Linked DNA regions of Homo sapiens: region 2 is linked to region 1. Evidence: chromatin loops called from intact Hi-C (ENCODE). Cell type or tissue: Panc1. All regions are shown on one strand.

The links. Hi-C counts contacts between places; a loop is a spot of excess contacts. Peaks named below come from ENCODE experiments on the same cell type or tissue, not always from the same donor. Only the 100,000 strongest peaks of a DNase experiment are listed, where the experiment ranks them.
Region 2: it touches region 1 in a loop (2.3-fold over the local background); 25 of 110 quality-filtered maps call a loop at or near these places.

What each region holds. Positions count from the first base shown.
Region 1 is chr7:79,297,154-79,299,653 of GRCh38, forward strand. All of the region lies in intron 1 of MAGI2 (membrane associated guanylate kinase, WW and PDZ domain containing 2), which reads right to left. Among named protein-coding and RNA genes, the nearest start is that of MAGI2-AS3, 150 kb to the right of the region's middle. In Panc1, CTCF peaks have their summits at 1,192 and 1,435; a DNase peak (open chromatin) is centred at 1,198; H3K27ac peaks cover 2,266 bases.
Region 2 is chr7:79,740,586-79,743,085 of GRCh38, forward strand. No RefSeq gene overlaps it. Among named protein-coding and RNA genes, the nearest start is that of MAGI2, 290 kb to the left of the region's middle. In Panc1, CTCF peaks have their summits at 1,308 and 1,513; no DNase peak of the experiment used is centred here; H3K27ac peaks cover 255 bases.

The DNA.
Region 1 (2,500 bases):
ACATCACAACCACCACCTGGCCTACAGTGTTTGCAATTTCCCATTAATTGAAAGATGCATCCCAATTTTAGAAATGTAAAAATGTAAAAGATGTAATTTTTCAAATTGATAAACTATGATATTAAAATACTAGAGATGCCAGGAGGAAGATGAGCAAGATAGATGGGGATTGCATGTTTTAGATGAAATAAAATAGATTAAGCATTGAGCTCAGTGCCTTCTCCTTGCATTTCCATCCTAGTAAAGAGCTGGAAGAATTCACACAGTCATTTACAGGCTCTTCCCATGTGAGAACTATCATCGAGAAGGCAGTTGACTAAGAGCCTCAGTTAAATTTTAATTTATTCTAATTAGTCAGATACTATTCATTCATTTTATTAATATTTATTAATAACCTGCAGTCTACCCAGTACTCTTCTAGTTGATGGGAACAGAATCACGAATCAAAAGGTCTATAGAGCTTATCTTCTAACAAGAGAAGCCCATATTGTAAATAAGTAAAAATTAACTGAATAATATAAATCCAGAGAAATAAGTTTTGTGATATTATTGATAGAGAATAACTGGGTTTAGTGCGGGTATTTTTTAGATAGGTGGTCAGGGAAGACCTCTTTGAGCAGCAATATTTATTGCCTGAGGCAAAATGAATGGCTGGGCAAATGAGTGGAAAGGACAGTTTTGAAGTACTATCTCAGCACAGCTTTGACTTAACTTTCGTCAGGTGGGAATGAGCAAGTTAATATTTGCAACAGATATTCCCTGCTACATTCCTAGTCAAAATTTAAGGGAAAACAACCATTTCTCTCTGTTAGAAAAGCTGCTGATACCTTTTTGTCTCTTTGTAAGATCAGCAAGGACTAAAACCTGTGTTATCTTCCTGAGTGGACTTATGATATGTTTGTGGTCAAAATTAAAGTTGAATATAAGTTATGGTTTGTTTTTTATATCTAGCACATCAACATTTTATCAGAGAACGATGAATACTGTCTTATTAGTTTAAAAATATTTGCCGTATATAATTACCTGTCAATTTTTCTTCAATATTTGATTACATTTTTGTTTTAATGAGGGCAATTTATTTTTAAAATGCAAAAATGTCATAATTGGGTCTTTGAGAGGTTTTAAGAGAGATTCATCATCTTTAATTTCAGCAAAAGCTTAGATTCTGCAGAACAAGTGGAAACAGTTCCATCAAGTGTCACTTGGTGGCAGCATAACAAAATTGCTATGAGAGTTCCTAACTTGGGGAGCTAAGTAAGTTCTTTTAGGAACAAGCTAGTGAAAAACAATATTATGGCTGTTTTGTAACACACAAAAAAACCTGCCAGTGTTCTTATAATTTATTATAAGAAAAACATTTTTAAATACCATATCATACATAGTAAATTTTTTTCATTAATATAGCGTTCATTAACAAATATTTATTGTTTCTATTATATGGTAGAAACTGAGTTAAGAGTTAGGGCTAGATAATTTAAGCATGGTCTCTACTTGGGGCTAAATTGTGTCCCCCCAAAATTCATATGTTGAAGTCCTAACCCCCAGTATCTTATAATGTGACCGTATTTGGAACAGGGTCTTTAAAAAGGTAATCAAGTTAGAGTGAGGTAGTGAATTTAGAATGAGCTAATTCTACAGGACTAGTGTACATATAAGAAGAGAAAATTTGGAAACACATACATGCAGAGGGAAAACTGTGTGAAGACAGAGGGAAAAGACAGATATCTACACGCCAAGAAGAGAAGCCTCAGAAGAAACCAACCCTATTAATACCTTAATCTCAGGCTTCTAATCTCCAAAATTGTGAGAAAATAAATTTCTGTTGTATAAGCCACCCCATGGTATTTTGTCATGGCAGCCCTAGCAAACTAGGCAGTTTTGATGCTCATGCCACATAACGTTTTAATTTTAAAAAACTGAAGCAGAGAAAAGTAATTTCTCTGCTATAAGTAATAAGGCAATGTGATGGGTTTTATAATAGATGCATGCTCAGAATTGTGAGCATGGTGGGGAGTGGAAGTAATTCTTTAGGATGATGTTGGAAGACCTTATATAAGAATATTTGATGTGGGTTTTTAAGATTAAGTAGAAATTTTCCGGGCAGAGAAATGGGAATGAGAATAAATGGTATTTAGGTAAAAGAAGATGATGTAACTGGAAATGGATAGGCAGGGGGTGACATAGAGTGTTGTGAAAATCTTGAGTTCTGAGTTGTTTATGGTCAGGAGATGGCCTGGAAATGTAAGTTGGGAGTAGATTTTGAAGAGGCATAAGCCATGTAAAAAGATATCTTTCGGGAGGCTGAGGCAGGAGAATCGCTTGAACCTGGGAGGTAGAGGTTGCAGTGAGCCAAGATTGCGCCACTGCACTCCAGCCTGGAGACAGAGCAAGACTCCATCTCAAAAAAAAAAAAAAAAAAAGATATCTTTATTGTCCAAGGCATTCCTTTCTTGAAATGGTAATATAAAATTATATATTTCAAATCGGTTGGCAAAATAGG
Region 2 (2,500 bases), 440 kb after region 1:
GGTGTCTGAAGAACTTACAGAGGGAGAGTTGTGTAAAGCTGGCCATTTTGAAAGAGGTAGTGGCATTTGACTAAGGGACATGGCCAGCTCAGTGTGACCGTCAGCAGCAGAAATCAGGGAAATATATGTTGTCATCTCTTTCTCCCCTCTACCTTGGATCTTCTGTGTGGTTTGGCTGAAACCAATGGAAAGCAGATTTCTTATTTTTCAGCCTCTTGGTGTAGAAAGCAGAATGGAGAAGGGTACAAAGCAGAGAGTACAGCTCACCCATTTTGCCCCTTACCATCTACTCATATCTTTTGCCTGCTTGAGAACACTTCCCTATCATAGCAGATGCACAAAAAATCATCGTCTCATCAGCCTCACTGTAATTGTGGAGTCCTGGAATAACTCCAGTCATATTCCCACTTGAAACTTTAAGTTTCACTGGTACTTTTTGTAAGGTGGGGAGGGAAAAAAGAAGTGCTTTGAAAACATTAAACATAGCTGCTGCAGTCTCCACATGCTTTTCTGTTCACGAGGTACAATAAAATATTCATAAAATAAGGATGAAATAAGAAATGTTTTATATTTTAAGTTAACATTGTTTCTTCCATGTTACCTTAACAACTCTCCTTCTCAAACTGTTATTTCATAGACATTCTGAGAGCAAATTGATCAGGGGGCAGACTCATCTCCCTCTCCATTAGAAACCTGATTTTGTTTATTTGGAATATTATTCTTCCACTAAGACTGGTCCAAGTCTACCAATTGTGAGAAGATGAAGAACTTTTTTTTCAATTATATATAAACTTCAGTAATAACAGTACTCACATCACCATCTTGACTTCTGTACCCTACTCATGGAGAGAGTGGCAATATATATTGGTTGCAGCTTCAAAAGATGTACCAGATCTGGCAAATTTATGCCCAGCCTCATGGTGTATTGTCTCCTAGCTGAGATCATACGTGAGTAGACTATTTCATTGCTCTATCAAGATGGCTGCTTCTACATGATGAGTAATGATGAAAGACAAGTTTCTGTAGATGTGAGATTACTAACACACTTTCTTTGCCATGAACTGCGTCTCCAGGTGGAATACAATATTGTGTAAAATATCCAGGATAAGCATTTTGTCAAGTGACTAATTAACAGTGGTTCTTACGTAATCTTTTTTTGTAGGAAAGACAAATCTATACCTATGCTCCTGTATTTTCTTGATAGGACAAAAAGATTCTTCAATCTATGGAAGGGGTACAGTGAAATCAGTGGACCCCTAGGTTGGTTCACCTAGGAGATGATACAGTTCGGGAGATGACCACTGGCCTCTGGTGTTACATTTTGGACACAGCAGTAAAGGTAGCTGGATAAATAATTGTTTTATTTATCAATTGCTGTGTAACAAGTTACCCCGAAGTTTAGTGGCTACAACAATAATAAACATTTTGTATCTCTTTCCATTTTCATGGTTCAGAAATTCTGTCTCAGGGTCTCTAATGGAGTTGCCATCAAATGTTGGCCATTACTCCAATCACCTAAAGATTTGTTTGGAGATAGAGAATCCACTCCCAAGTTGGCTCACTCACATAGCTGTTGGCAGGAGCCTCATTTCTCCATGATTTTAGGGTGAGTTTAGGGTTGCTTTTAATTTAGGACTAGTTTCGCCTGACTAGAAAGACAGACCTTCTGTGGTCTTTACTGAATTTCCATGATGTCCAATGTGGCCTCTTTATTCTGGCTGTTCAGAATCTCAAGTTCTCTTAGCCCTGTGCATGATCAGGAACTTGTTCAGTGTATAGCCTCCTGGTAGTTCTTTACTCAGCATAGCAGAGAATCATTATACATGTGTCCTTTATTTTTTGTCAAGGGGAATCCCATGCAGGTTTCTGGAGCTCTTTTTTCATGTGGCTCCTCCTTTGCTGATATTATGCACCAGAAATTTCATCTCCTGCAGTCTCCCTGCACTCTAATCGTTTATGCCTCAACCCAGCAAGAGACGTATGCTCTACTTGGGTTTCTCCCAAACCCCAGCCCATTCTACTGTCCAAAAAGTTTCTCAAAAAACTAAGGCAAAGGGAAGATTAATTTCATTAGGTTTTTTCTCTCAAGGACTAGAGTCCTGGATTGCCCTTCTCCAATGTCTAAAGTGTGGTTTAATATATTTTGCCATTTTTATTTATTTATGTCAGCTGGCACATTTGATACTAGAAAATCCATCATAATCAAAACGGCATTAGAGATCTCATAGCTGTGTGGAACAAATTAGCACAATTTTCCTCTTTTTCTTAATAGTAGAAATTTTTATTTTATTTGAGATGTAATTGTTCCCATGGTATCTTTAAAATTCTATAAAATGACTTTTTTTCAAGGTAGTACTTTCAAAGCATTTCATTTTTTACTTACTTTTTAAAAATTATTCTATTTTACCTTGAGTCGCTTTGAATTATTTCATTTTCCCAGAAATTATTTCATGTTTGATGTTTTATTCAAATTTGTATGATTTTGAATAATATCCTTTGG